Regions from separate parts of the Homo sapiens genome. Here region 1 is linked to region 2. A link is an interaction called in ENCODE POLR2A ChIA-PET data of the cell type or tissue named here. Cell type or tissue: A673. All regions are shown on one strand. Links, peaks and the distances in the headings refer to the core of each region. The heading gives the core; the rest is flanking DNA.

Region 1 (15,934 bases), core at 3,496-11,495, 85 kb before region 2:
AAAAGTGCCTGGATATAACCCTGTGGTGGGGATTGCTTACAGGAGGGGCCGGCTGCCTGCCACCAGCCTTCACATTTGGCCCCTGTCGGCCCCCTCCAGCCTTGCCCTCCCACCTCCCCTCAAGGCAGATGCCACCAGCTGGGTGGGCACTGGGGCTGCGCATGCCCCCTCAGTGATTAATGGCCTGCAAGACTTGGCTGCCTCTTCCCGCCCATGCTTGGTGGGACATGGCGCCCATTTCCAGGGTCTTCTTCCTTAAACCCAGATATGAAACAGAATAGGGCAGCCTCCAACGTGAAATGTCTCTTACTCTCTCCCTTCCTTGCTCCCTCCAGCCTTTTTTCCTTTCTTAAAAACAAAACAAAACAACCGTGGTGTGCGCCTGTACTCCCAGCTACTCGGGAGGCTGAGGCAGGAGAGTCGCTTGAACCCGTGAGGCGGAGGTTGCAGTGAGCCGAGATCGTGCTATTACACTCCAGCCTGGGCGACAGAGTGAGACTCCACCTCAAAAAAAACAAAAAAAACACACAGCCGATCTTTGGAATTGAAAAGTAAAAGCCCAACAATCAGGCGTAAGTAAATTTCCTGCAAATGGGATGCCTGCTGGAGGGGGCTGTGATTTGCTGCTTGGCGCAGACAACTCTGAGGAATTTTTCCTCTCCAGCTCTCATTCCCTTGGGGAATTCATGGCGGGGAATCTCTCCCTGGGGAGTCTGACCAGCTTGGAAGGAGGTAAGGCAAGGAGGGCTTCCTGTTTTCCAAGGCACCCCCCTCTGTCATAGCTCATAGGGAAGCAGCTGCCACTTCCCAGCCCTCCTTGCCTGGCCACCAGGGAGGCTGCTGCGGGGTCAGCCCTCCTGATTGTCAGCAGGATCCTGGCACCCAGCTCCTCCCTCACCTGCCACAGGGTTTGGCCTGATGCCAGGGTGGGCTGGGATTTGGCATCCCACCGGCCCCTCTTTTTGGAAGGTCCTGTGGCAGTCCTTCTGTCCTTCTGACACACCTGCCCCCACTTGGCAAGCAGCCTTCCCCTGAGATCTAGTTCCTGAGTGTCCCCAGCGATGGACACAGTGAAACATGTATTGAAAAGAATGAGGGAAGGACAGTCTTGGGGGAGAATGCTGGACTGGCTGTTTCTAGCCTAGAGGCTGTCGTCAGAGCCCCGTTCTTTTCTTTTCTTTCTTTTTTGAGACGGAGTCTCGCTCTGTTGCCCAGGCTGGTGTGCAGTGGCGCGATCTTGGCTCACTGCAACCTCCGCCTCCCAGGTTCAAGCAATTCTCCCTGCCCCCGCCTCTCAAGTAGCTGGGACTACAAATGCCTACCACTATGCCCGGCTAATTTTTACATTTTTAAATAGAGATGGGGTTTCACCATGTTGGCCAGGCTGGTCTTGAACTCCTGACCTCAGGTGATCCACCCGCCTTGGCCTCCCAAAGTGCTGAGATTACAGGTGTGAGCCACCACGCCCAGCTGAGCCCCCTTCTTTTCTTATGCTGCATCAGAAGACAGGGACTCTGAAACCACAGCAGAAATGACAGAGCAGCAGAGGCGCACACACACCTGACGGGTGGGGGCCCCAGGACGGCATCTGTGCTCAGTGCGAACGCTGAGCTTCCTTTTATGGTGCGTGCACGCCTGCGCGTGTGTGGGGTGTGGTGGTGGTGGTGGTGGTGCAGGGCAGGCCTTCCTTGAAGCCCTCTTCAGACTGATTTGTGACACCTTTTCCTTGTGCCTTACCCCTGTGGCAGTCCCGGAAGGGCCTGAACAAAGCAGACATTTCCTGCCTAGCCCTTATCATCATGTGCTAGTTTATTTCAGGGTCAGGAGCTATTGGGCATTTTAAAAAAATACTTATCATATAAGTAATGCCGTATAATAGGAACACAAATCAAAGAAATAGGGGTATAAAATACCTGACAAACCTGCCATCATGACAAATCAGTTTTTTATTTTCCATGATGCCTTCAGTCTGTATTTGCTTGCAAACATAATTTTTTTTTACATGGTTATAGTCAATAATGTAGATAGAATTTTGTGTTCTATTTGCTTTCTTTAACATTTTAAGAATTTTGCATTCTATTTGCTTTCTTTAACATTTTACTATAAGCTACATAATCATCACAATTATGATCATCATCATCACACTTTCAAGTGGTTACATAGGAAATGTTTCCTATTTATCCGTTTTCCTACTGTTGAATGTTTAGCTCACAATTTTAACTTACCTAAATAGTAGAAACTGCACTAATACATTAATATGTTAATATTATATATATGTGTGTGCGTGTGTGTCTGTGGATGTATCTCTGTCTGTTTCTCTGTCTAGCTGTCTGTTTCGCTTTCCTACTGTTGAATGTGCAGCTCACAATTTTAACTTACCTAAATAGTAGAAACTGCATTACTACATTAATATGTTAGTATTATATATATATGTGTGTGTGTGTGTGCGTGTGTGTCTGTGGATGTATCTCTGTCTGTTTCTCTGTCTAGCTGTCTGTTCCCCTTTCCTACTGTTGAATGTGCAGCTCACAATTTTAACTTACCTAAATAGTAGAAACTGCACTAATACATTAATATATTAGTATTATATATATATGTGTGTGTGTGTGTGTGTGTGTGTGTGTGTCTGTGGATGTATCTCTATCTGTTTCTCTGTCTAGCTGTCTGCTCCCCCTTTTGCGTTATTTCCTTAGGACAATTCAAGAAGCCAAGCATTCTTTCCTAGAGCAATGAGGTATCTCATTCTGGGTTATTAAATACCAGCCGGAAGTCAGGTGCCTGAGAGCAGCCACAGGGTTTAGCTGAGATCTTGGCCCAAGTCTGTTTTCACACACTGCCCTTGGGAAGGCAGTCAGGTAGCAGAGGTCCTGCTTTAAAGGCTGTTCACTCTGCATTTTTATCCTATCTCCAGCTTCGAAGCCCGCTGGCCTGGTACATAGATTTTGCGTATGTTGCTTCACTCATTCAATAATTCCTAAGTGCACTCCCCATCTGACCCCATTCAAAGCAAGAGAAATAGGTCTCGCTCGCACCCTTAGGGAACTTGCAGTCTGAAATGACCGTGGGCTCACCCATTCAATTATATTCAATCAACTTTATGCAAGCCTGCAAACTCAGATGAGCGATAACAGCCCAGGGTTGTGGGCCCATCAGCGTGTTCCTCCCTTCCTCCCTCTCTTCCTTCCCTCCCTTTTCCTCAGCGTCCTGCTTTCATTGTTTTGCAGCAGGTTGACCAGCATAGAACATGATGCACATGTTCAGCCGTGCAAAAGAGGAGCTAGTGCTTAAGTACAAATGGGAGACATGATTCTTTTGTTTTAAGTAAATACTTAGCCTGACTTCGGTCCTGTGAGCATCTGCACTCCAGGCCTGAGCAGCTGAGCTGCCTCTCACATGGACCTGCCATGATTCCATGACTGCCTGCATGCCCAGTCATCACTACATGGCATTAGGGTGCCAGTGGTTGAACGTGATCACAGTGAGCCCCTTTTCTAGCGACTTCTCCAGCCCCCTACAGACATGATCTAGCTAGGACAGAGACAACTGGAATTTCTCAAAGGGCAGTGGTCTGTAACAGTTAAGCATTCTACATGGTTCTCTTGGTTCCCTAGATCTTCCATTTTTCAAGGAAAATTTGAACTTCTGATTTTTGGGTAAAATCTCCTAATTTTTAACTATTGGCAGCTAATTAAAAAAAAATTAAAACGTGATGCGGACCAAATAAAACCTGTGCGTGGGCTGGATTTGGTCTGGGGGTACCAGCTTGTGACCCCTGCTTTATGTATTAAAGGTAGGGTGTTATGCTGGGCACTTTGGGGAATATAAAGAGCATAAAGTGATGAAATTAATAAAAATCATGGGGTGTGGGAGAGGCAGCTCACACACAGAGCATAACACAGTTGGCTACGCAAGTGAAACCGAAGGCGGGCTGTTCCGGGAATGCTGGGCAGAGACTGTTGATCGTGTTCTGAGCTTTTAGGAAATCAGCACGAGGAGGCCTCTCCTGAATAGCTGTTAGAAGAGACCATATCTTCCAGGCCTGGTGTGGTGGTGCGCACCTGTAATGCCAGCATTTTGAGAGGCCGAGGCGGGAGGATCCCTTGAACCCAAGAATTTGAGGCTGCAGTGAACCATGATTATGCCACTGTGGCCCTGATGACAGAGCAAGACCCTGTCTCTTTAAAAAAAAAAAAATAAAGAGGGAGCGAGAGCAAGACCACGTCTTCCTTTTCTAGTCCCTTTGGGAGGAGTTAGGCCTTGAGTGAGAGACGGCTTGAAGCATGGAGTTGGAACTGGGAAGACTGGATTAGGTGGGTGCCGAGTAAATTTCCTTTTCTCCGTTTTCCCATCACGCAGTGAGGAAAATTGTCCCCCTTGGGCAGTTAGCAAGTATTTATTGTAGGCACACTGGAGGCGGAGTTGCCAGGGCCCCCTCTTCCTCCCCTCCGAGATCTCTAGGGGGAGATAAAGGGGAGTCTGTCTGAAGTGCTTTGAACTCTTCAGGACGCCGAAAGGACTTGAAGACGTTGCTCCATGGTTTTCCCGGATGACAGCCATGACGTATGAGCCTAGTGATACTTAAGAGATACGACTTGCTAGGGAAGTAAACACCCAGTGTTATTTATTAGTTCTTTAAAAAACAAAGCTTTTCTTAGCTGGGAGGTTTCAGATCAGTGACAATGTCAGCTCCAGTTTTCCTCTGTTAATAACAGGCCAGCCTCCTCCCCAGCCTGTGTCAGCGGCATTGAGAAGTGTGTCTGGGGTCTGGGTGCACCTTTGGCATTTGATGATTCCCTGAGAGGAAGGGAAAATGGTACTGAAGACCCGGAAGGTTGTGCAGGGCCAGGACGGATCTCGTTGTGAATAATAAAGCAAGCTGCCTTCCAGTGCTGGGCCTTTTGCTTTTATCTGTGTCCTCCCTCCATGTAGCCCCCTCCAGGACTGGGAGAGGGAGGGGCAGCAGGTGGGGAGTCGGGGGGCCAGGAGATAGGGTGCTGATAGAGGCATCTCCTGTCTTCTTGATAGGGGAGGTGTTGGAGTTTGGGATCTAGGCAAGACTTGGACTTTGCTTCTTAGAGTTGTTTTTTTGTTTTTGTTTTTTTTTTAGATGGAGTCTCACTCTGTCACCCAGGCTGGAGTGCAGTGGCATGATCTCGGCTCACTGCAACCTCCCCCTCCCAGATTCAAACCTCCCAGATCCTCCTGCCTCAGCCTCCCGAGCGGCTGGGATTACAGGCATGCGCCACCACAACTGGCTAATTTTTGTATTTTTAGTAGAGATGGGGTTTCACCATGTTGGCTAGGCTGGTCACGAGCTGCTGACCTCAAGTGATCTGCCCTCCTCAGCCTCCCAAAGTGCTGGGATTATAGGCCTGAGCCACCACTCCCGGCCTGCTTAGAGTTGAATGGAATCTGGAGATGAATGGGAGGGTTAGCTGGCTAGCTGGGAAGGCTGTGGAGCAGGAGAAGGGCCCAGGGCAGGGGGCAAGGGCTGAGAGCTAAGGTTGAGGTGAGGTCTGATGAACTTGAGGGCCACTGCATTTTGACCTTGAGTAACTATAGTATTGATAAGGACAGTACCTTTGCAGTATTGAGTACAAATTCTCCCCCGCTGAGCCTCATAGAAACAGGCCAGAGAGGGCAGAGCAGGTTTTATTATTTCCACTTAATTCAGGCTGAATGTGGTGTTTTTTTTTTTTTTTGAGACGGAGTCTCGCTCTGTCACCCAGGCTGGAGTGCCGTGGCGCGATCTCAGCTCACTGCAAGCTCCGCCTCCTGGGTTCACGCCATTCTCCTTCCTCAGCCTCCCGAGTAGCTGGGACTACGGGTGCCCGCCACCATGCCCGGCTAATTTGTTTTGTATTTTTAGTAGAGACGGGGTTTCACCGTGTTAGCCAGGGTGGTCTCAATCTCCTGACCGCATGATCCCCCCACCTCGGCCTCCCAAAGTGCTAGGATTACAGGCGTGAGCCACTGCACCCAGCCTGAATGTGGTGTATTTTAAGAATGTGGGTTTTTGAAGCTAGACACATGTGGGTTCAAGCTTAGCCCTCTGACCTTGACGAACCTCATTAGCCTCTGAATCTCAGTTTCTCCATCTGTAAAATGGGGAGACCAATGCTTGCCTCACTGGGTATTTTGTAAGGGATGAAAACCTAAAATAGTCTTTGGCATATAGTAGACATTGAATAGTGAATAGCAGCTGCTACTGCTGTCAGTGTAAACTAAGAAACAGACCTACAGAGGTCATCTGTCCTGCTGGAGGTCACAAGGGAAACAGCCAGGACTGGAACCACGGTCCCAGACCTTGTAGGCCGTGTTCTTCCATTCCCGGGACACTTCTTTCCCCTTCCCTGATCAGGTGGGCGCTGGGCAGACGCTGGCAGGCAGGCACCACCGCTGTCCAGGACGCATTTATGCCTGAATTGTAAGTTGTGGGCTGTGCCTGGCCTCAGACATGATTATAGGGTGCTGACAAAAACAGCACCCCCTGATTAAGACGATGAGCGAAAACGCACCCGGGCTTTTGTTCACTGAGCAACTCCATTGTGTCTTTCTCCCCTTTTCCACCCCTCCCTTTATCTACTAAAAAAAAAGAAATGGAAAAGATGAAGGACTGTCAGCACCAGATCACAACACGGGCTCCAGGAGTTGGCGGCTTTTCAGTGCCTGCGGGGTTTCCTCTTCTTGCTTTCCTCGACCAAGTCTAATTGAGATAAATCTGAGGGCTCCCCTCGGAGCACAGGGCTTCCTGCTTCCCTGTGTCCCGGAGGAGCATCCCCTGGGGCTTGCTTTGTCAGCACTCTCCCCTGCCCCATGGATGCCTCCTACAAGATCTGTGGAAGTGGCTGTTCAGTCTGTCTGCTGCCTGTGGATGGAGCTACCTTTCCCCAGCACCCCACAGGTCATGTCACACTCCCTTTTCCTATCTCAGATCTGTGCTTCCATGTATAGTGTGCAAGGCTCTGCAGAACTTGACCTCAGCTTGTCTTTGTGCTGCCGTCCTCCACTGTTCCTTGCATAAAGCATAGGCTTCCGTGGCTCACGCCTATAATCCCAGCACTTTGGGAAGCTGAGGCAGGTGGATCACGAGGTCAGGAGTTCGAGACCAGCCTGGCCAGCATGGTGAAATCCCATCTCTACTAAAAATACAAAAAGTAGCTGGGCATGGTGGCGCACGCCTGTAGTCCCAGCTACTTGGGAGGCTGAAGCAGGAGAATTGCTTGAACCTGGGAGGCAGAGGTTGCAGTGAGCCGAGATCGTACCATTGCACTCCAGCCCAGGTGACAGAGCAAGACTCTGTCTCAAAAAAAAAAAAAAAAAAAAAAGCATAGGCTTCCACTGTGTCGGCCAACTTGCTACTTCCTGACAGGTCTGGAAGCCACCTGCCTTTGTGCTTTTGATCACTTAGCCTCTTTTGCTTGGACAGCCCTCACCCCAGTGGAATTAGGCACAGTCTTCGCGGATTAGCTGGAGTGCCAGCTCCTTTGTAAAGTGCGTCTTGCTTGGGAACGTACTCCTCCTTTGCCCGGCACGTCACAGATATGAAATTAATGTTGGCTTTGCTTAGGGCCCTCTGCTGTGACTGTGCAGGTCTCTTCCAGGGCCTCCTCAGAGCTTGATTGTCTGCGCTCCCCACCCCCTGCCAGGGAGCCTATTTACACTTTTATTGTACATGATCTAAGTTCTTAGGCATTTTTCTTTCTAAGTTTAAAGTTCTCTTACTTTTCCCATTATTGTCTGTTGTTTCTGAGCCTCGGAGGCTACGGCAACAGGAGGGTGAAGTAGAAAGCACACTAGATTGAGAGCAGGAGCCGTGGCTTCTCCTCCCAGCTCTGCCTCTCACCAGCTGTGATTTGGGGCAAGCAGCTGACCTTGTCTGGGTCCGTCTCAGTTCCCCATCTGTAATACAAGGGGTGGGCTGGCTAATTTCTAGGATTTGTGGATGGGGTTTTAAAGAACAGTTTTCCTGAGATATAATTTGTACACCATCACACTCTCCCATTGTTACAGGCTCAATTTTGCCCCTGCAAATCCTAACCCCATACCTCAGAATGTGACTGTATTTGGAGGGAGAGAAGATCTTTAAAGAGGTGACTGAGGTTAAATGAGGTCACCAGGGCAGGCCCTAATCCACCATGACTGGTGCCGTTATAAGAGGATATTAGGGGCCTGGCACCATGGCTCACACCTAGAATCCCAGCACTTTGGGATGCCGAGGCAGGAAGACCACTTGAGTCCAGGAGTTTAAGACCAGCATGGGCATCATGGCAAGACCCCTCATCTCAATTAAGAAACTGTATATATAGAGAGAGGATATTAAGATAGAAACAAACACAGAGGGAAGACAACGTGAAGACGTAGGGAGAAGACGGCTATCTACAAGCCAAGAACAGAGAAAATGGAAGAAACCAATCCAGCTGACACCTTGATCTTGGACTCAGCCTCCAGAATCATGAGAAAATAAACTTCTGTTGTTTAAGCCACCCAGCCTGTGGTACTTTGGTTATGGCAGTCCTAGCAAACTGATACACCTATTTGTATATTTAATATACAACTCAATGGTTTAATCTGTTCAAGTTGTATAACCACTGCCACAATTTATATTTTGAACATGTTATCACCTCAGAAAGAAACCCCATACCCACTGGAAGCCATTCTCTATATCCTCCCAACCCTCATTCCTCCCCCAGCCCTGGGCAACCACTAATCTGTGTTCTGTCTGTGGTGTTGCTTATATTGTGGATGCTTATTTTAAATGGAATCATGTAATACGGGTTTTGATTTTTTTGTGATTGGCTTCTTAGCATACTTAGCATAAGGTTTTCAGGGTTCATCCATGTTGTAGCATATGCCAGTACTTCATTCCTTTTGATTACGCAATAATATTTCATTCCATGGGTATGCTACGTTTTGTTTATCCATTCATCACTTGATGGATATTTGGGTTGTTTCAGTTTTTTGGCTATTTTGAATAATGCTGCAATGAACATTTGTATATAGATTTTTGTGTGGACATGTTATTTATTTCAGGTATCTAGGAGTGAAATTGTTGGATCATATAGTAACTCTATGTTTAACTTTTTGAGGAACCACCGAACTGGTTTCCAAAGTGGCTATACCATTTTACATTCCCACCAGTAATGTATTCCAATTGGGAATTAGACTCTTTTCCAATTTCTCCACATCCTTGTCCACACTTGTTAATTTCTGTCTTTTTGGAGCCATCCTAGTGAGTGTGAAATGGTATCTCATTGTGGTTTTCATTTGCATTTCCCTAGTGATGAATGATGTTGAGCATCTGTTCTTATACTTATTTGCCACTTGTGTATCTTCTATTCATATACTTTGTTTATTTTAAAATTGGGTATTTGTCTTTTTATTATTCAGTTGTAAGAATTCTTTACATATTCTGGTTATAAGCCCCTTAATCAATATATGATTTGCAAATATTTTCTCATATTCTGTAGGTTTCACTTTTTTTGATGGTGTTATTTGCAACATAAGAGTTTTTAATTTTGTGGCTGGGCTGCGGTGGCTCACGCCTATAATCCCAGCACTTTGGGAGGCCGAGGCAGGTGGATCATCTGAGTTTGGCAGTTCTAGATCAGCCTGACCAACATGGAGAAACCCTGTCTCTACTAAAAATACAAAATTAGCCTGGCATGGTGGTGCATACCTGTAATCCCAGCTACTCATGAAGGCTGAGGCAGGAGAATCGCTTGAACCTGGGAGGCAGAGGTTGGGATGAGTCGAGATTGCACCATTGCACTCCAGCCTGGGCAACAAGAGTGAAACTCGGTCTCAAAAAAAAAAATAGTTTTTAATTTTACTGAAGTCCAATTTATCTAATTTTTCTTTTATTGTGTTTTTGGTGTCATATCTAAGGCATAATTGCCAAACCCAAGGTCACAAAGAGTTACACCTATCTTGTCTTCTAAGAGGTTTATAGTTTTAACTCTTACATTTAGGTTCATGATTCATTTTGAGTTCCTTTTTGTGTATGGTGTGAGGTAGGGGGCCAACTACATTTTTCTCCTGTGGGTATGCAGGTGTCCCAGCACCATTTGTTGACATAAATAGGATCTTAAAGGACACCTGGAGCCCTTTAAAACCCACCACCTGGGGAGCAGGAGGTAGGTGGAGCACCTAGCGTGGGGCCTGGCCTGGGGAAAGTGCTCTTGGAAAATGCCCTTTCCTGCTGGAAGAGCACCAGTGAGCAGCTCCCCAGCCCCTGCTTCTCAGCCTTTTGTGTTGATATTGTACAATTCTGTGTGTGTGTAACTTGCTGTTCACTAGACCCAGAATGGTGCTTGCTATGGTTTGAATATTTGTCCTCTCCAAATCTTGGGTTGAAATCTATCTATCTATCTATCTATCTATCTATCTATCTATCTATCTGTCTGTCTGTTGTTTTAGAGATAGGGTCTCACTCTGTCACCCAGGCTGGAGTGCAGTGGGTGCACTCCAGCTCACTGCAGCCTTGAATGCTGGGGCTCAAGCCATCTTCCCGCTTCAGCCTTCCGAAGTGTTGGGATTACAGGCATGAGCCATGGTGCCTGCCTGGCCTCCTCAGGTTGAAATTTGATCCCAGTGTTGGGGGTGTGGCCTAATGGGAGGTGTTTGGGTCATGAGGACGGATCCCTCATGAATAGATTAATGTCCTCCCTGGCGAGTGAGTACATCCTCACTGTAATAGTTCCTGTGAGAGCTGATTGTTTAAGAGCTTGGCACCTGGCACCTCCCCCCACTGTCTTGCTTCCTCTCTCACCATGTGATATCTGCCTATGCCGACTCGCTTCTGCCTTCCACCATGAGCAGAAGCAGCCTGAGGCCTCAGCAGATGCTCAGACATCAGAATCGTGAGCCAAATAAACCTTTTCCCTGATCAATCATCCAGCTTCAGGTATTCCTTTATAACAACACAAAACAGACTAAGACAGTGCTGTATGCAGCTGCATGCTAAATAATTGATTCAGGTGATGGTGAAGGTCAGAACAGGAGGATGTGGGCTTACATCATAGCAGGGGAGTGTCCCTGGCTGAGAGACCTGCAGGAACCAACAGCAGAGAGGTTATCAACTCTTGTTCTACCTGGAGAGGTATTTGAGGGCCCCTAGGTCCAGCTGATGGGGCTCTTGGAAGCTGTTGATCAAGCCAGGGAAAAGATGATAGTGACAGCCAAGACCAGAGGTGATGAATGTTTAGAAAAAAAAAAAGTAATTTTCAGCTTTTTGGCTCCTTTAATCTAACCCTGCTTTTGGGCCAGAAGAAGACCATTTTCTTTCCCCTCAGCTCTTTCTCAGCAGAGCTAATAGGTCCCCCGGGTAGATTTAAGGGAAGTTAATGAAACAAGTTATGGTTATACCAGGCTCTAGGCTACATGTCGCCCTTCTCTCCCAGGCCTCCAGGGCTGAGGCTCAAGGTACCATCTCCCCTGCCGGGAGAGCTGAGGCAGCCCTGGAGGCCCCAGGCAGCCTATTGGAGAGAGTGTCAAGGTAGGGGCAGCAGAACGTCGGAGGGACACGTCTTCTCCTTCCTCCCACTGTGGACAGCATGGGAAGGGAGAGTCTTGCCAGTCATTGGCGAATCTCCCCAGTAGGGCCCCAACTCTCTTCTCCAAGTGTATTCCCATCCCCTTCCATGGTCCCTGGCTGCGGTCCACACAGAGCACTCCCATGCTTGTTCGTGCAGCTCTCTGTGGAGTCCCCAGCATCTAGACACTGCCTGGCATGATCAATAGTGGTTGAATGAATGAATGCTTTTCTACCTTGAGCTCAAGCTATTCATTTCACCTCATTCCCCGTTGCTCTCTGGCTGTTTTCAGAAGCCTGCCAACTGTTCAAGGGCCAGCTTAAATGTCTTGTCTATAAGCCCCATAATTGAATATGACAATCCCATCTTTTGCTTCTCTCGCTCTTTTGTTTCTACCTCTGTTTGGCACTTTCCACACTCTACCCCATGGTAAGATATTTGTGTGTCTGTTTTAACCCCAGCATTGAAACACCCTGTATAGGGCAGGGACCATGGCTTTCTGTTCTCATTTTATGTCATTTCTCCTCCCTTCCACCCCGCTACACCTAGGATGGTGTTTCATAGACCTTTGCCACTCAACAAAGTCTGCTTAACTATAGCACCTGGGTCACACATCGTTGGTGCTGGGTCTTTTTCCCGGGTTACTGTTCTGCCTACAGCTTTTTGCCACTCAGAGGATTTTCCTGGGTTTCACATCCTGGAGTAGGAGGTATTTACGAGAGACAGATGTCAGCGTGTGGTGTTCCCAATCCATTGCGTATAATTTACATATCTCTGTGCAGCTAGCATCAGTGAGACCACACTACTAAGGTATTATGCTTGACTCCTGGCAGGAAGAATTGGAGCAGATAACACATCAGTGGTAATCCCTTGCTCTGCCCTGGAGGATACAGAAAACCTCTGGTGTGAGTTACTGCCTGTGGATATTAGAGACTCACCTGCTGTCATTAATGTAGAGGCTGGATTTCCCTCTCCAATTGATTAGGCAGCTCTCTCTGTTCTCTCCTCTTTGCAGGGAGGAGGCCACTCCTTCACCCCAGTTCCTGATCTGGAGGGTGGGGCAGGAGGGCCAGCAGGAGGGGACCCACTTAGAAGGCCAAGCTATAGAGGTCCTTTGGGATAGACCAGTGGTACTGAGGCTGGACCGTTCATTAGGTGCAAAGTCCCTGATGAGAGGAAAGGGAAGGAAGGAAACGGTGGCCTGCTCTGTATTTAGATGAGCTTTCTCTTTCCTAAGGTGCTTTCGTATGAGTTTTTGCTTTCTATTATCAAAACAGTCCTGGGAGGTGGTTTATCTCTGTTTTCAGACATAGGGTCTACAAAGCAGAAAAGAAGGTGATGCACAGCAGAAATGAAAGAGGAGTTTGCTTTACACTCTGTGGTACGTAGCATTGATCAGGGAGCCACCATGGCTGGCATGCAGTGGGCATTTGATATGTGTTTGTCCAATAAATGAATAGCAGGCACTCAACAAATCATCCTTGATTTGAAATAAAAGTTTTTCTGGATTTTGCTTCCAGCTCACTCTGGTCTTCTTTACTCTCTGGCTGTTTCTTCTCTTCCCTGTTGGGTTAGCTCCTCTCCCTGGCCCTTGCACTTGTCCCAGGCCTGCGAGGGGAGATTGACACCCAGAGGTTGCTGGATCGTGGTGATGCAGAGGCATCTTGCGGTGACTCCTGGGAGCCAGCAGTGTCGTGGTAGGTTGGCAAGTGCCGGCTGCAAAACCCTCCTCCTTTGCTGCAGGTGGATATTGCTACTTGATCACAGCACTGTTAACTCTGCAACCAGACTGAGCCTGCTGAGCCTTCTCGGTATAGCACTCCAGGTTGCTGCCACCAATGGGCCACAGTGGCATTTCGGATGGCAAGGAGGTCCTGTCTTGGGTAGAGTAAAGAGCATTAGGGTGAGGGTCAGAGGACCTAGCTCTGAATCCTGGCCTCTCCATTTCTGCTTTGTGACCTTGGGATAATCCCTGGACATTTCAGAGCCTTGAACGTGCGGGCTTCTCAGGTCCCTTCAAGCCCTGAAATTCTAGGATTCTGTGGTTCCTTTGGTTGGGAGGAAAGAGGCTCTCGTCTGGTGGCCTGGCCGTAGAGGGGTAGGATTAACCTCTGGGGTCAGCAAGCTTGCAGAGCTCAGGAAATGCCTCTCTGTGATCTGTATTTGGTCCAGAGACAGGTGGTGGAGCTAGAGGAGGGGAAGTTCACTCACAGCCCTAGGCTGGGGGAAGGGAGGCCTAACTCAGCTGCTGTTTTTCCTAATGGAATGAAGGTCTTTGGACCTGAGTCCTCAGTGCATCTAGATCTTAGCAAAGAAGCAGGAAGTACTGGCCACGAATCCCACTGCTCATCCTCTCTGTTGGTGGGGAAAATAGAGGGATTTCTTATTGCTAATTAATGGAGGTTTGCCAGGAATCAGGGTTCATTTGCTGATTTTTCAGTAAACTTTATGAAGTGTCAATTCCTTGGGCAGAATCTGCTCTTTGGACTTGGAGATGACCGCCAGGAAATCACTTCCTTTGAGACATACCCCATGCTGTCTTATTTCACGGGGGAGTCCAGAAGTATTTAAAATGTTAGTGAGTGAGTTCTGTTGCTGCCGCCGTACTGCAAGGCGAGGGTCACGGAGTGTTTCTCCCCATTGTACAGAAGGAGATACTGAGGCCCAGAGAGAGTTGCTCGCAAAGCTGTGGGTCTGCTGGCAGCTGGGAGGGAGGCGCCTCTGCTTGTAAGCTCTCAAGGCCGCGAGTGAGCTGTAGGCAGTCCGTCTGTGTCTTTGTGAGGCGCCCGTGAGATTAGCCACTGAGCAGAGGTTTAATTTATGATGGCGCCTAGTATTCTCGTCCTGCTGCCTCCTAGAATCTGCTGCATCATTGGAGTTGCCGAGCTCCCAGGGGTGTCTTAAGTCTCATAAGTAATCTGTGTCTCAGCCATGTTCGAGGCAGCCTCATGCAGGGGACGGGCCTCAAGGAGTGGCTCCGCACCGAGGCTCAGGCCAGGCTCAGATTTGCCCAGGTGTGGATGGAACTCGTCGGTCTAACAGGGCCATGGAGGGAAGTGGCCGAGGTGTGGGAATTATAGGCATCTGAGTCAATGTTACTCTCTAAACGCTCTCATTTGGTCACTAATGATACAGCAGATGTAATAGTTTGGCATTCATGACTCCTCTTGATGAAAATGGTTGAAATGAGGACCTAACATGGGAAAGACACAGAATTCTAACAATATTCAAGCAGTATTAAGTAATGTAAGCCTAATGTATATTGTAATATTTTTCATTAACTTTAATTTAATAGACATTTATATTTTAATTTGTGATGTGCTTAGTTCTTGCAAGCAGTAACGCTGCCTTTCTTTAAACAAACGTTCCATATTTTGCACTTTCCACTAATTTAGAAAGGATTTGTTATTACTGATTAATGAGGTTTTACTAAGAATAGGATGAAAGCATCATACTATCTAAAGCTGGAAGGTTCCTTAGAGATTATCTCATATTCTTCATTTTAGAGATGAAAAAAGACTAGTATTATACATATAGATGATCAGTGATTTATTTTACATGAACAGCTTTGTCCTTTTATATGAAAGGGCTACCGGGATGAATAAATGGACAGAAATGGAAAATGTTCTAACCTTCTGTTGAAGTATAACATATGTATGCAATGCAGCATTTGATGAATTTTTATAGAGAAGTGAACACATCTGTGGGACCAGCATCCAGATTGAGAAACAGAACATTACTAATACCTTGCACATCACCCCCATTCCCCTTTTGAGACTTTACTCCTGCTCAGGGGTAGCCACTAACCTGATCTCTAACAGCATAGATTAGTGTTTTGTTTTTTGTTTTTGTTTTTTTCTTCTTTGAGATGGAGTCTCGCTCTGTCACCGAGGCTGGAATGTGGTGGCGCGATCTCGGCTCACTGCAACCTCCACCTCCCAGGTTCAAGTGATTCTCCTGCCTCAGCCTCCTGACTAGCTGGGATTACAGGCATGCGCCACCACGCCCGGCTAATTTTTGTATTTTTAGTAGAGACGGGGTTTCACCATGTTGGCCAGGCTGGTCTCGGACTCCTGACCTCAGGTGATCCACCCTCTTTGGCATCCCAAAATGCTGGGATTACAGGTATGAGCCACCACGCCCGGCCCATAGACTAAGGCCTTTACGTAAATGGGATCATACAGCTTGCGTTCTTTTGTCTAGCTTCTATTTCTCAACATTAAAAAAAATAAGATTCATCCACGTAGCTGCAAGTGGCTGTAGTTCATTGATGATCTCTCACTAATGAGATATCTCACTGTGACTGTTGATTTCACTGATGGCCAGTGAAGATGAGCAGTAGGAATGGGATTTTGAACATAGATGGAGGTTTTTAGCTCTTCCATTAAGTTAGCTACTCT
Region 2 (15,934 bases), core at 4,343-12,342:
GTAGGTTTGAATTTGGAAGGTGTCGACTGCATCCTGTCTCCCACCCTCTGATGATGGCTGGTTATTTCAGATGGGGAAGGCGGTGCCTCTGTGAACTGGGCTTGTCCTGCAGCCAGTTTGGTGCTTTCCCTGTGAGCTGGACTGTGTGAGGGCTGAGGGCTGACTCCAGCCAGTGGCACCTTCCCAGTTTGCCTGTGTGGGGGGACAGCAGGTGCCAATATGATTAGCTCTGGGGGCTTTGGCCTAGCTTGCCTGCAACAGCACTTAATTTGGGGGAGTCCAGCCAATCTTCTCAAATGAGGACTTGCTGAAGCCATGGCTCATGTTCCAGGATTCCCCTGGACCTGCTGCCGCTGGGGCGGCATGAGGGATCCTGATTCAGGGTTCCACAGCTCTGTCCCTGTGACTTGAGGCTGCAAACTTCCGCAGGGCTAGGGGCAGGCTCTGCTGTTGTTTCTGTTCCTTTAGCGTCCTCTGCAAGCCTGTGGTGTTTGGAGAAGAACAGTGCACCTGAAGTCAGAAGGCCTTGGTTTGAACCCCCTGCTCTGCCTCCTGAGCAGCAGCTCTGTGACTCTGAGCCAGTTGCTTAATGTCTCTGAGCGTCATCTTCCTCACTGGTGGAGAGAAGACAATAATCTCTACCTTGAGGGAATGGTGCAATAATTTAATGTTAATTACCATTTATCTAGTACTTTCTGGGAGTGACAAACACTTGGTAAACACTTTACAGGCATGATTTCCACAGCAAACCTGAGAGGAAGGTGTTATGCCCTTTTACAGATGAGGCAGCTGGAGCTCAGAGAGGTTAGGTAACTTGCCCTGGGCTGTACAGCTGGTAGGTTGCAGAGCCTGTTCACTTCAGCTGCCTGCCTCTGAGGCCCGTGCCCTTCGCTGCCACCAGGATGCTTCCTCCAGTAGATAAGATGATATGTAAAGAACGCCCGGCATGCTGTTGGCCGGATCTGAGTCTCACCCAGCCCGTGGAATTTGCTGAGAGACTGCGGCTTTCTGGGGACTGGAAAAAATGGAGGCGGGGGTAGAGAAGAGACGAGTAAGCCTGGGTCTGTGCTTCCCAGCCTTTGTAGGGGAATCATCTGAGAGTCCAGGCGGTGGGGTATTTTTGGTAGCAGGCTCATGACTCTTCTCCAGGTTCAGCAGGAGGGAGAGGGTGGGTAGTGACGTACAGGGATATAGCTCATTCTGCAAGTTCATGAAAAGCTCTGCAGGCTCAGATCCTGTCATCACTGGGCACCCTCTGGGTTCCTAGTACTGTAGGGCACATTTGAGCAATGTCATACAGATGTGGCCCTGCCCTTAGGGAGCACCTGGTTGTCAGATAGAAACGAGCACACATGTGAAATGACTGCGAGCAGCAGCCAAGGCAGTGAGCAGTGCGGTGTGAGGATTTGTGGGAGGGGCCATTGCTTTGAATGACTCATCAGGGAGGGCCTCCTGGAGTAGGTGGGGCGGCAGCTGAAGCATGGGTAGAATGTGTCCAGGAGAGAGGAGGGGCTGTGAGATACATCAAAAGAGAAGGCTCATCCCAAATTTGGGCCACGGGGTCATTGTATTATCCTGATCGATGTCATCCCCTTTGTCACATTTTTAAAGTCTCCTGTGTCAGCGGCTCTATAGGAAGCCCATCACACAGATATTCCTGGGCTTGCCTCCTGATGGGCTTGCCTCCTGATGACTTACGATCAAAGACAGGCTGGTGCCCACCTACGTGAAATGTGACCTGCAAAGCATTCTGTGAGGCCGTTCTGGTCCCTGTATTTCCCACCTATTCTCCTTATACCAGGGCTACCTCTTGGCCACAGAACAGAGTGTCCCTCTGGCCGGGAGAGACCTCAAGTTGGCTTTGCCAAATTCCTTCCCTCCTCCCTCACCAAGGACACTCCAGTGGACAGCCAGAGCCTCTGCAGCCCTGTCCCACCCGAGGCAGGCTGCCGTGGAAGGGGCAGTGCTCTTAGCCCACTCTTCTTTCTCTGAGCTTGGCCTGCCCTCCCGGTTGGGCTGGAATCGAAAACCTGATTGATCTCTCCAGAACAAATGGCAGTTTTATGATGTAGGGTTTCAGCTTTCTGCAAGTCTCCCCCTCCCCAGGCACAGAGAGGGCAGGGTCAGCTTGCCCCCTTCCCTTCCGAAGCCAGAGGTGGGCATTAGCTCCCTCCAGCTGTCCCTGAGTCCACACAGCCAGCTGCTGCCTGCTGCGAAAGGGCATTGCCACCACCATCTGCAGCTCATTTCCCTGGTGTGAATTTTGCAAACAACCTTCTTAATCATGTTTATGAACTCAGCATACATTTGCTGCAGGTTGAGTTTCCCGTGATGATGGAAAGCTTGGTTATAAAGCCAGCAGGTTGGGTTTCAAAATCCAGCCTCATTGTGGATCCTTCTCTACCTTCCTCTCCTCTTCCTTCCCTCCTCTTCCCTCCCCAGTCATCCTCAAGAGAAGGACGAGACTATTCCCTCATTTTCCCATGCTGTTTACAAAGCCCTTCTCTCTCTCTGGTAGAGAAGATGCATTATCCCCATTCTACAGGTAACAGTACCGAGGGTCAGAGACACCACGTGATCTGCCCAAGGCTCATGGTTAACAGCCACCGAGCTGAGCCTTGAACCCTGCTTCTGCATCTGTGTCCTCTGCTGTTCCCACTCTGCTGAGCAACTTTGACCTGGCTGGCATGACAGGCGCCCTCCCTGTGCATCTCTCAAAGTCTTCTCCTGCCCCACCCTGGGGACATGTGTCCTGAGCACAGTCCGCAGCTGCCAGGGGCCAGCTTTGTGCTGAATTGTGGTTTGTGGCTTTTATTTCTTCCCACGATGCCCTTCGTGAATGTCATTGAGTTTATTAGGTCCGGCTCCTTCTCCTTTGCTAGCTAGGAATACCAAACCCTACATGGTCCTGTTACCCAGAAAACATCGCCGACCCTTCCATGCCTCACGGGAACGGCCCTGGCTGAGAGTTGGGGCTTGTTGGGTTTAGATTCCAAAGCCAGCTATCCTTTATTCCCTGTTCGAGGAGAAAGACTCATGCCTTCATTTCTCCACTCAAAAAACGGGGTAAAGATTCTCTCTTTAAACCCTGGTCCCTACTGGGGCAGCAGGAAGGTGCACTGGGAAAGTCAGCAGAGGCCATCTGACAGCAGCAGCAGATGCACCGTTTAGTGCTTGGCGTCTGTTGAACTGGGCCTCTCACCCATGGGCATGCAGCATACGTAGGTGGGTGGTGGGGCCGCCCTTTGTGTGTGTAACACCTTCATTCCCAAGCTGTTTCCTTGCTTCATGTTCTCTCTGGTTTCCCTGAGAACATGCAGGCCCTCCCAAAGGAGGGTCGGGTGGCCGCCATCTCAGCCCAGAGAGGGGTAGGTGAGTTCCCACTGGCACCCAGCATGGCGTTAGACCTGAGGGTGCCCTGATTCATCCCCTGATCATGCCTTCTGTTTTCCAGGCCTGACTTCATCATCCTGGGAGGAAGAGAGCAAGTGCACATTCCTCCCTTGTGAAAAAGAGGGAGAGAGGCAAGGCGTAGAGGGGTGCCTGGTGGGTAGTGAAAAAGAGGGAGAGAGGCAAGGCGTAGAGGGGTGCCTGGTGGGTAGTGAGTGGTGGGGCTCTGTTCTCTGTTGTCACGTTCTTGCTGGGAACGCTGGGCAGGAGCCTGCTTGGCTGGGACTTGGCCCCTCTCTGAGCCAGGCCTGCCCGTGAATGCTGCCTCCCTGACTCAAGCCTGTCATCTGAAAAGCACACGCTGGCACACCCACACCTACACAGAGGGCAGCACCTTCTTTCCCCTCTTGGTCTTAACTTTTACCCTCATTAACATGATCATGATGGTGCCTGTATTCCCATTTCCTCAAGACCTCCATGGGCGAGCAGTGTCTGCCAGGCAGCCGCCACCTTCCCCGCTCCACTGCCCGAGTTGGATCCCAGCAAACGAGGTCAGAGAGAGAGGAGCTCATTTTTTGCCTTTTAGAAGTAGAAAGTCTCTTTGCCGGGTCTGCTGAGCTTTCATTTGGTCTGAACTGGGTAGAGGTTACTTGCATAGGTCAGCACAGACAGTGGCATTGCTGGGGTGGAAACCCAGGAGTGCTGGTTCCTGGTCTGCCCTCCTGGACTTATCCTTCTGGGAGGGTCATTGGAGCTTCCGACAGGGTCCTGATGGGGAAGGGTGGAAAAGGGATTCCTTGATGGGGAATAAGGAAGGAGCTGAGTGCAGGGGAGGAAAACAGCTGGGGATGTGGAAATTTTGAAAGGGAATAAAGCCAAAAAAACACTGACTATATAGGGGGGGGACGAGGGAGGGCATTGCCACGACCAGAGGTGCAGAGGAGAGGCCTGACAAAGAAGGGCCAGGTGTAACGAATGACCTTATTTAGTCCTCCTGTCCCTATTACTCCCTTTTTTTTTCCTTTTAGCTTTTTATTGTGGAAAATCTTAAACATTCACAAAAATAAAGCACATAATGTAGAGAACCCTTGCGTAACCCTCACCCGGCCTCCACAACCTTCCATTCCTTTATTTCCTCTACTTTCACCCCCTGTTTTCCTCCTCGAGTATTTTAAAGCAGGTCCCAGACATCCTGTCATTTTACCCACAGCTACTTTTCCAGCTCCTTGAGGGGTGCGTTTGGAGTCCAGAGGCCCCGCTGCAGGCTACGGGGAGAGAGAGAGTTGTGTGGACGAGGTGGGAGAGTGTGAGGCCAGGTGGGGGAGCAGCCCGGGAGCATCGTGGATGGTCCTTGAGGCGTGCTCAGCCAAGGGGGCCAGCAGTCACTCTCGCTGATTGAGTGCTTGCTACGGGTGGGACATTGCACTGGGTACTTCACACACTTCAGGTACTCATTCCTCAGCACAGTTAAGAATGGTGGGCTCAGAAGGGTCTGGTGACGTGCTCGAGCTCACACAGCTGGGCAGTGAGGAGGCCAGGATCTGAATCCGGGTCTCAGGACTCCAAAGTCCTGGTCTTGTCTGTCGCTATACTACCTCTGGGGGTGTTAAGACACAGCTGGCACTTGAGGGAGTAGGTGTTTAAACCCAGGGCTGTCTGGCTTCAAATCTATGATCCTTACACTACACCAGCCTGTCTCTGCTGCACTGTGGTGTTAAATACGAGCATAATATGAACTTCTGTGATTTAATGTAGATTTTATATATTACAACAATAGCACTGAGATGGCGTGGACGTTGGAGAGTTGTGGCTTGCTGGCTGTTGCTGTAATTAGGTCTGTATAAAAAAAATAGTAGCGATCAGTAAACATGACAGAATGGGGAATATCACTAGTAATCAAAGAAATCCAAATTATGCCAACAATAGTATGCTATTTTCTTGCCTTTCACATGTGCATGGATTTTTAAACGGATAATTGCTAATATGATGGAGCTTTCTACTACAGCACTGGTTGGGTGTAAGGTGTTAAAACCTTTGAGGAAAATCACTTTGCAGAGGGTTCCAAGAGCCTTGAAAACAGGCTCATCCTCTGGCCCGTAACTGCAGCTCTAAGACTCCATTCTAAGAAAACAATCAGAAATGCTGTCAAAGATTTTATGTGTTAGGGTGCTCATTAAGGAAGAATTTATAATAAAGGACAATTAAAAGCAATTTAGGTGTCCCACATTAGGGAGAATGGCTAAGTAAAGTATGATATGTGTGTGGATAAATGAGTTTGGGGAACGATTAAATGATAGGGGGAAAGTGTTCACACTGTGGCGTGGCATTTATATACTATGTATTATAGATGTCTAATTATATATTATGAACATACATACTGTAAAGTTTGCTCTTTTTGGTGTACAGCTGAGTTTTGAAAAACACAGTCATACATGTGTCAATATAATTTTAGGTGAGGAAAAATGGTATATGGTATGCTCCTAATTTTTAAAAACATATATGTCTACAAATACAACTTCATATGACCAGAAGGACATCAGTAAAGAGTGATCAAACTAAGTGGCCCTGGAGAAACAGCCTGCATAATTTTAAACAAGCACTTTCCTTCTGGGCTCGTTTCTTCCCCGACATTCCGTGAGTGCCCTTATCCCAGTCATGGTCAGCATGGTGGGTGTGGGCTCTGAGCCGTGACAGGCGCTGACCTTGGGTGGAGGTCCCGGCCTTGCCAGTGTGCCCAGTGGGGCTGGGGAGGCGGCTGGGCACAGCGAGCCTGGGCTCCGGTGTGTGTCACTGGGCTCAGTATAGAATGGAATGCTGCTCACTGGGGCCGTGTCCTGGCCGAAGATCAGTGGAGGGCAAAGTCCTCTCCCCTGCCCCCTCCCCACCGTCTCTGCCATGCAGCTGCTTCGGAGTTGGGGCTCCAGCACACAGGGGGCCACTCGCCCTAGAGAAAGAGAAGTCCACTAGTTCTCCCAAAGACCGAGAATTCTTCCTTTTCCTCTGAGTGGGGTCAGCGAATCGGGGGAGAGAACATTCTTGCTCCCCGCCCACCCTGCCACCTCTAATGTTCCTGAGGCCAGCATCAGGGGTCTCCCGGTTAGGGCTTCCTTGGACCCCTGGGGGTGACATTATTCTTAACTTTGTTCCCAGCAGGGAGAAGCCTGTGTGTGTAGTTGGTCCAAGCATCTAGAAGCTGCTCTTTCAAAGTCATGAGCTGGGTTGGGATGGGGTTGAGCTGCTTCAGGGCAAGGAGGCCCTTGCCAGCAGCCTGGGAGTGGCTCTGCCACCCGCCCTGCTCTAGGCTGGTGTGGGTGTGGCCCAGGCCCTGGACATGCCTTCTGCCCGATGCCTGGAGCCCTGGGATGCCACCCAGCCAGCCCCACCTCCCACCTCTAGCCAACAGCAAGCACAGCTCCCATTCTGTAGATGAAGAGCAATAGCCTGGACATGTGACACGGCCAGTCCAAGCTCCCACAGTGAGTTCTGAACAGAGCCCAGAGTAGAAACTGGGTCCCCTGGTGGCCAGGTGTTTCTTTCCCCTTTGCCTGCCAGCTCCCCGAGGATGGGGACTGTCCCTGCTATCCTCTGCGGAGCCCAGCTGACAGCTCAGGGCTGCGTGTGGAGGATGTAATGGACAAGCAAGGGGCTCCAGCGGTCACCGGGCGTGACTCAGGCCTCAGCTGGAGGGGCAGCTGCCACAGTGGGGAGCCCCAGCTCTGCCCTGAACATATTGTGGAGCCTTGGACGCATTGCCCCCTCTCAGGGCCTAGCCACCTGCTGATCTCCCAAGGACTCATGTCTATTCTGGTTTCTTTCCTCCCAGGATTTTGAGTTGTGCTGACTGCCAGGCATCGTGTTTCCCTCTGGTGGCTGCACCACACCTCACACGTGTTCCCTGCTGTGCAGAAGTGATGTGTGGGCCTGTCATAGAGGGACCCTGTGGCAGGGCATCCAGACGGGAGCTCTGTGGGAGAACTGGGTCTCCAGGTCTCCTAACCAGTCTCTGAATCAGCCTGAGAAAGTTGGGGTGTGGATGGTACATTTGGAGGGATGAAGGAGCAGGGAAGATGCCATCAATGGACCTTAAAATCCAATGTAGAAAACAACCCAATAGAGTCATCCCTGCAAGCATCATAGGATGCCTTGGTTTCCCTTGAGCTTTTCTACCGCCTTCCCTGTACCCGAGTTACTGTCCGTGGTTGAGTTCCCCATCTCGTTGTCTGCTGGACTCACCCATCATCTTTCCACCATCACCATCGCAGCCACTGTATGTGGAGTGTTTCTCATGGGCCGGGCACGGAGCTGGGTGCTTTACCACCTCATTGAATTCCTGCCGCAGCCCCAGGAGGCAGGGGCTCCTGTTTTAACTTATGTTTTGCACATAGGGCGGCTCAGAGAAGTTAAGTAATTTGCTCTGGTTTCACGGCAGTTTGTGGTGCACCAGCTCTGTCTGACTCAAGCCCCTCACTCTTCCCATCAGGCTGCACCGATCCCCTCATCCCCACAGGGCTAAGCCCTGAGCCCAGGAGATAGGGCTGTTGGCTAAGCAGCTTAGGGCACAGCCAGATCACGGCACAGGAAGCTTCAGTCGTGGGGACCGATGAGGTGGAGAAGCAGCCAGGCATCGGCCCTCCTGCTGTCACCCTCCCTGGCTTCCTCTTCAGGGAGGGTGACAGCGTAGGGGTTGACGCCCGTGGTCTGGTCTTGCCCAGGCTGGCTGAGGAGGGCCATGTAGGCCCCATTGATTTTCTGTCTCCTCTGATATGGGGTGTCAGGCAGGTGGAGAGCCCAGGCCAGCTGCTCTAGGCAGCAGGGGAGCGAGAGGTGACTGACCTCAAGGCCGCCACCTCTGAGAAGACTTCTCTTATTGTACTACCCCCTGCAGTCATCCTGGGGTTCTGCTGCCTCCACATGCCCTTTAGTTCTGCATTCCTGGGAACCAGGGCTTACCCGCAGGGTCTTGGCAGTCAGTCATAAGTTCTCTGGTGCCTGGCACCTGGGCCAAGGCTGCCCTTTCAGCTTGCCCGTTGGGACTGCTGGGTGTAAGCTTTAGGAGCAGGGCCTGTCTGGGAGCACTTTGTCCCCCACAGTGGACTCCAGGGTGATGGGTGCTTAAGCGATGCTGTTTTTGACCCCAACAGTCTTCTTGGAGGCAGGGAGGTGTCTATGTCTGTGACGCAGCCTTCTTGACCCAGACTCTTGTCCCCTCCCCAAGAGACTGCCAGCCACATGGGCCCTGGTCCCAGTAGGTAAGCGGGTCTTGGCTGGCCTTATCCTCCCCCTGCACTTCCCTTCTTTTTCTGGACCTCCAAAGCCCTTCAGCCACTCCCTCAAGGCCTGTGGACATCTCGGGGTGAGGTGTGTGGAAGCCCCACCTACTCCCGCTCCACCCCAGCCGGAAGGAGGCCATGTCCTTATTCTCTGCCAGCCGCAGCCCTGGAGCCAGGTCCCAGCCCCCTGCAGATGGCGTGAGGTGCGCAGATGGGGGCAGAGGCAGCTGGTGACGTGGGCTGGGGCCTCTGAAGAATGGCCTGGCGAGGTCTGCTTTAGGAGAACGCACTCTCGAGCCACCTCACGCCCCACCGGACCACGCGCTGCAGGCAGACAGCGAGCGCCAGTAGCAGCAGGTCCCACCAGATGGCGATCCCCCAGCCACCCCCCTAAAGGGGACCATGTGGTAGATGGTCTCTTTAGTCACGGTGTGAGACCCGGGTAATGGGGAGAGGGTTTGTGGGGGCCAGAGCTCAGCAGTAGAGAAGGGAGGGTGTGTGGTTCACTAGGCTTGCCTGCCCCAGCCAGGTTCGGTGGAGTCGGGAGCCTCGAGGGTTTTCCCTGCTGAGGCTCTTCCTCCCCTGCTCCTCCTGGGGCAGTGGACACAGCCTCATCTCTCAGCATCCAGTATTGTGCTGTGGTAGTTTCAGGGGCCCCCTTCTGCCAACCTCTCTCTCTCACTCTGTGCGTTAGCCTCTTGACTCTGTGGGCATCCCGGTCTTTCCAAGGACTCTGTAGCAGCCCAGCCTATCTAGGTGCTAAGTGCTCCTGGGAAGAAGAGAGGAAGACAGACCACCACGTCCCCAGGTACAGCCACACTCCTCTCCAGCCCAGGCAGGTGCATTCCCTCTGCTTCTCTCTGGCAGCGCCTGGTTCTGGAACTCGGCACTGCTCTGACCAGACCATCCAAGCGAGTGAGCAGGTGCCTGGACCAAAGCACGTTTCTTGCACCTGCCAGCCGGTGGAGCAGCCCTGGAAGGTGCCAAGCCCATTTCTGGCTCTCGGGCCTTGGCCAGGGGTGGTGCCCAGGGGATGCAGGAAGGATGACCCTGGAACCACTCCTGGGTCTCCACCCTGACCATGGAAAGGGAAGGCTGACTCTTGCCGAGGGAGAGAAATGGTTTTCAGTGTTCTTTTTCTCAGCCCCCTTTTGTGTGCTGCAAAGGAGGGAAGCAAGTTGAGTTGGCAGCCCAGGGGAAGGGAGTGAGGCGGGGGCAAAGTTTCCCCTTGATTTGCCATATGACCTCGGAACATCTCCTTGGGCCTGGGCCACCTGTAAACTGAGGAGGGAGAAGCCTGCCTGCCCCGTGTCCTCTCTGCCTGGCCTCCTTGCAGTATATCGGAAGAATCAGAGCCACCAAAACAGTCATAAGAGGGGGTGGTGGAGGCATTTGGCTGCATCTCCCAACCCCCAACACGCTTTGCTCACAGCACCTGGGTGTGGTGGGCAGACCGGCCCGTGGCACGGAGCCATCGTCAGCATGGATGCTGTATCTTATCTGCATTTTTGGTAACTGGTGGAGGTCTCCAATTCCTTGTACTGGAGAGTCTTTGCTGGGCGGATTTGGGCATTCTCCTGCCCAGCCCGCCTTGCCTTCTGACTGTGGCGCAGAGAGGAAGGTGGGGTGGGCAAGAGAATGCCCAAATCTGCCCAGCAAAGATTCTTCAGTATCTCCCTCTATATTGGGCTATTCTTGCATTGCTATAAATAAATAACCTGAGACTGGGTGATTTATAAAGAAAAGAGGTTTAATTGGCTCATGTTTCTGTAGGCTGTACAGGAAGCATGGTGCCGGCATCTGCTTGGCTTCTGCTGAGGCCTCAGAGAGCTTTCAGTCATGGTGGAAGATGAAGGGGAACAGGCACTAAACATGACAAAAGCAGGAGCGGGTGAGATTGCGGGGCGGGGGGTGGTGCCACACACTTTCAAACGACCCAGTCTTGTGAGAACTCACGACTGTGAGGACAGCATCAAGGGGATGGTGCTACCCCATGATCTAGTCGCCTCCCCACTTCCAGCATTGGGGGTTACAATTCAATATGAATTGGTGGGGACCAATATCCAAACTCTATCACCCTCTTCCCCACCTTTTCCCAGCTCCAGCTCCCCACCCCACTCTTTGAGAGCTCTGCAGCCTTCGCTGAGGTCAGGAGAACTTTGGCTGCCTTGGCAGAAGGCCCTGAACACTGTTTCCTTCCTGAGGATGCATCCTCTTTCCCTGGGCAGGGAAAGAGGCAGATGGACATCTGGCAAAATTTCCCACTTGAGAAGTTTGGGATTCCGAGCCCATTCCTCCCTCAGTGCCAGGGAACAGTAGCCCAATTGTTCCAAACCCGTGTTCTCTGGGTCAGTGTGCCTACATCCCTCCTGACCATGACACTCCCATTCCTGGGCCTAATAATAGCCCCTTTTGGGGTAGGGCAGAGCAAAACTTGAGTTTGTGGCTGTTCAGATCCATCTGGTATCTTCCCCAGCTCCGCTCTCTGAATACCGCCCCACCATCCCACCAGCCTGCCATCCAGGTGGCTCAGAGGAACTGCCCTAGGACCAGGGGGGAAGACATCTCTGCTTTGTAGCCTCACTTGCTTCCTGGGGCAGAGGGAACAAGACCAGGACCGTTCAGGGGATAGTGGCGTCCTGGGTGAAGTGGGGCAGGTTCCAGGATAGATTTTCTGCAATGTGCTTTTGGCCGCTGGGAGGATGGGTGGTCTGAAAAGAGCACAGCCTGGGAGAATGGGTGGAAGGGAGGGTGCCTGTTTTTCAGGGCAGAGAAGAGGAGCAACGTACTGTGCACACATGGAAGGCACCCAGGACACGTTCACTGTGTCGAGCATCGTCGGGTTTATTAAGAAGGTGTCTTGGGAATGACTGTGAGCATGTCCTAGGCCTGGCCCTGAGCAGTTAAGGTTATAGCAGAAAGGACTTGACAAAGGCCCATGAAACTTACTAAAGGCAGAGTCAGAGAGAGGAGCTGCGGTGACAGCTGCTTGTGGCTGATGAGCATTACTGGCCAGCCCCCCCCCCCCCGCCACCCGCGTCCCCAAGTAGAGTGAGTGCCAGTCGCCAGATGGTTGGAGTGTAAGCCAGCTTGGGGCAGGAGATGGGACCTAAAGATGTCTGGGGGTCCTTTCTGCCTTTGACTCTAAGTCTTCAGGGCAGGAGAAACCACAGGAGTGCCGAGAGAGCGTCAGTTCAGAAAGACTTGCAGGGTCTCAAATCCTCTTCGGAGACAGACATGGGCGAGGGAAGACACCTTAAGAGAAATGGAGTTTTCCAGTCTACAGAGTACCCGTAGGGAGTACCCACTGAGTAGGTGTGACTTTGCCTGTGAGCCAGTCTAACTTCACGTCCATTGTCATCTCCTTTTGACGTTGGCCATCTGGTTTTGAGAATAGGCTGGGCGGTTCAAATCTCGGTCAGCCTCCTCCATGCTGGTGTCTAGCCCAGCCTCCTCTCCATGGATCTGTTGATGCCAGTTCGCTGCACAGGCTGTGCTTGTGGTTTCCCTGTCAACATCCCCCTGGGCTATTTGTTTCCCACTGCTGGGCTCCCAGACTCACTATTGAGAGGAGGAGCTCCCCCACCATCCTGCAGAAATGCTGACCCCTTGCCTGTCGCTTCTGTTGCTAGAACAGGGCAGCATGTACCTTCTGTGTGTGCATGCCAGTGGGGAAGCGCAGCGGGGCATGGAGGATGATGGATTAGAAGACTGCATCTTAATCAAATGACAGACTGACTGTCTGCTTGCCCCTTTCCCAGAGATGTGCTCAACCTCTCCGGATTAGAGCAACAGCCACTTCATTTTAATCAGGGAGCTAATGGCTCCCTGAATGCCTCTTTCCTGGCAATGTCTGTCCCCTGGGGATTTTGATGAGATTGCCCTCACATGACACTCATACTCCCTAGGTACTTTCCAGACTTCCTTCAAGGTGCTGTGGCCCCCCTAGGCACACTCTCTACTTATTTAGCTTTGAAATTGTCCTGCCTTTTCTGAACAGATTGGAGGTGTCATTCCTTGTGGGATAGACATGGGATAGAGTTTGTGAGGGCTGCAGAGGACCACTGGGGTGTAGCCCTTTCTTGGGGCTGCTGCTGTTTCTTTATGAAAATGTGTGCTCTCTTAGTTTCCTTCTGCCTTCTTGCCCTGGACTTAATGTTCCTGAACATTACACTCCTGATCTCCTGCCCTCTCTTGTTCTTCTCTCTTTCCTTGACAAACCTGCCCAGCCTCTTGGTTTCAGCTATGGATTCTGATAATAACTTCTTACATTAAGTGCCTTTGTAGTTTACAGAGCATTTTTACGTCCATTACACTCATTCCTTACAGTGAGCCTGGGAGGTGGAATAGATCATATTTTTTTTTTTTGGAGGATAAAATTGAGGCACAGAATGATTAAAGCCACAGTTTGGTTATGCCCCCTGCTCCCCAAAAGAATTTGACTTTGAGGTCACACAGTGTGTGGCTGAGCCCAGAACGGACCCTCCCTCACCACGTTTCCAGCTACATCTGGTGTCTCCATAAACATCTTCCACTGGTCTTTCAAACTTGTTTCAACTTCTTGCTTCAAAAGTCCTCCTTGGTCCTCTGGTTCGGTAATGGATCCCACCACCTGCCCAGCTCCCAGGCTGGAAACCTCTGTCTGCCCCCCTCCGTACCCATGCCGCCTCCCTGAGGCCCCTCCTGTCCGTCCCACCCGTTCCTGTGCATTTTTACTGCCATGCCCCTAGGCCAGGCCTCACTTTGCCCAGTCACTCGGTTGTTCCCTGATCTCCCTGTCCCTAGTTCCTCTTAGTTCATTCGATACAGGCCTGCCAGAGTCTGCTTCCCAGGGCCTTAGCCATGTTAACAGCCCTCTCTCTGCTTCTGCACAAGGCCCCACCACAGAAGCCGGTAGAATTCATGTTCCTCCATCTTGTCACCTGGACCCTCCAGCTGCGAGTCTTTCTCAATGACTCCAGGCACCCCGCGGGTGGTCAGACCTCACTGCTCTCTGTTCCAACCAGTCACACATGGAGCCTCCCAGGAAGTGTCACTTCCTGTCCCACTTCCTGCCCGCATGGCTCCTGCTTTCCTTCCTGCCCACCATTCTCTCCAGATCAATTACCCGTGCTCATTACCAGCCCTCCCCCTTTTCCTTAAAGTTTCTGTCTCAAACGTTGCTTCTTCCATGAAAACTTTGCTCTCTCCTCAAGGCAGAACCTCTGAATTCCTCTTGGCTTTGCCTCCCTCCTACAATCCTTCGTGCTTTTCACTCGTACCTTGGTCGTCTGTGCCCATGCCCGACGTTCCTGAGGGCCGAGCCCATGTCTGACTTGTCCACAAGGTCGGAATGGACTGTGGTTAGGGCTGCTCTCCGAGCACCTCCATATAGCAGGTGCTGTCTTAGGGCTTCACATATGTTTGGTTTCATCTCCACATCATCCCTCCAGGGCAGACATCCTTACCTTTGTTTTATGAATGAGGGAACAGGCCTAGAGAGATTATGTGATTTGTTCAAAGCCTCTGAGTGAATGATGGAGCCAGGATTTGAACTCTGGATGTCAGACTCCAAATCCCGCATGTTTTCCTCCTGCAATGCTGCACCTTGTTGATGAGTGGGGTTGATTGCCCCTTGTCGTCTCACCATGCACAAGGGCAGTGCTGGCTTAAAGGATTTCATTTTAAATCCCTTAAAATTAAAGGATTTTATTTCAAAGAAATTAAACTTTCCTCCATTTCTTTGAATAAATTAGGACTACCCATGCTGGGTCAGCAGTCCACCCATCGGGCATGGATGGTGGGTGGGGTGGGATGTTTCCTCCAGGGCTGTCTTTGAAGGTCAGAAGCGTCCAGTGCCCCTGTTTCCTGTCATGGCCCTTGTGTCTCTCTCCCTGGTGAGTTTATCAAAGTCCTCTGGATCTTAGCCATGTTTTTATCCTGTGCCACCCTGCATGGTAACGAGCCCCTTGCCTTTACCCATTGCGTAAAGCTCAGACGCCCTTTATTTGTCCTCAGATAATGCTTTCGAGCTTCAAGGGTTGCCTGGGGTTCTATTTCAGGATCTGTTAGGCAGGTCTGTGTTGGCCCTCTTCACTGTCCTTCATGATTTTGCAGACTCTGATCCAACCCCATCAGCCCTGTTTTTCCAGAATGGAGTTCATGCCTTTTTAGGGTTCACCCATCATGTCTCACTTTTTCACATGCCTCTTGGGTGTCTGGTGTATTTCATGTGTGAGAATGAGTCTCCCCAGAAGAGTGGGGTGCCCTGAGGGCAGGGCCATTATTCCCTTTCCTCTAGACCTGCCCACAGCTCCACACACAGGAAGACCTTCTCATTGCACAGGTAGCCCAAGACGCCCTGTCCTTCTCCCACTCCCAGGCCTGGCCAGCCCATGCTGAGGCCAGCTTCTCAGCAGCCACAGATATCACCCATCTCAGGTTGGCTGGCTCAGGGTGCAGTGTCCATGACACCAGAACCCTTTCCTGGTCCTGTGACGGAGCGCCAGAGGTATGCAGAGCTTGGCTTTCGGGTGACTGTTGGCTGCCAGGCCCGGGGAGCAGCCCGGTGAATGGCCATGATGGGCACAGCAGCCTGCCCTGAGGAAGGGCCTCGGGCCCTGAGAGGGACTGAGGTTGGACCGGGGTGACAGGGTGGCATATGGGGATGGCACTGGGCTCTGTTCCATGCACTCTCTCTTCTCCTTTCTGCCTCCTCCCGCTTCTGCCTTTCTTCCTCATCTTTATCTTCTTCTTCCTCCCCCTACCCCTGTGTTTTGGGAGTTATCTCAGTCAGAGGCATGATCTAGTACTACCCTCTCCCCAGGTTAGTGTCTGAAGGATTTCAGTTGGTGACTTTGTGGCACTGTGGGCTACTTAGAAGTTGTGGACATTTTCAAGATCAAAGGCTGTCTTTGGAGATGGCTGGGGAGACTTGGTGGCATGTAGAGCCCCAGCAGAGACCTCCTCCATGACTAAGCATTCAGCTTGCACCCGCTGTGTGCCGCAGGCTGTTCACAGGCCCCAGCAGTGAGCTGCCCCGGTGATGAAATCCCCTCGCATTGGTGGCATCCTCCCTGGTGGAAGGGTGCTGGGGGTGTGGGGAGGAGGAGGGGTAGGGTTGGGGACTCTGAGTGGCAGATCTCGACTAATGATGGTCATGTCTGAGAGGGGAGAAGGAAGTTCTTTTTTCAAAAGTTCTTTTTTCAAAAGTTGATTTCTGATTATAAAACTAGTATAGTCACTGGAGAGTACTGGAAATAATAGAGATATATGAAAATAGCATAAATTAAAGT

The links. ChIA-PET counts read pairs that join two places held together with the same protein. Peaks named below come from ENCODE experiments on the same cell type or tissue, not always from the same donor. Only the 100,000 strongest peaks of a DNase experiment are listed, where the experiment ranks them.
Region 1: POLR2A ChIA-PET joins it to region 2 with 11 read pairs; 2 of 35 experiments call an interaction of 5 or more read pairs at or near these places.

Annotation. Positions count from the first base shown.
Region 1 is chr12:3,151,416-3,167,349 of GRCh38, forward strand. The region is part of intron 2 of TSPAN9 (tetraspanin 9); the gene reads left to right. It overlaps TSPAN9-IT1 (TSPAN9 intronic transcript 1), which reads left to right. Exons shown (of 2, transcript NR_046833.1): 2 at 1-61. Among named protein-coding and RNA genes, the nearest start is that of TSPAN9-IT1, 9.6 kb to the left of the region's middle. RefSeq lists enhancers at 1-453, 11,054-11,555. In A673, for the core only: no CTCF peak of the experiment used is centred there; DNase peaks (open chromatin) are centred at 6,716 and 7,636; H3K27ac peaks cover 1,244 bases.
Region 2 is chr12:3,235,624-3,251,557 of GRCh38, forward strand. All of the region lies in intron 3 of TSPAN9 (tetraspanin 9), which reads left to right. Among named protein-coding and RNA genes, the nearest start is that of LINC02827, 57 kb to the right of the region's middle. RefSeq lists enhancers at 1-457, 458-1,139, 6,540-7,425, 7,515-8,015 and a silencer at 6,635-6,839. In A673, for the core only: no CTCF peak of the experiment used is centred there; no DNase peak of the experiment used is centred there; H3K27ac peaks cover 540 bases.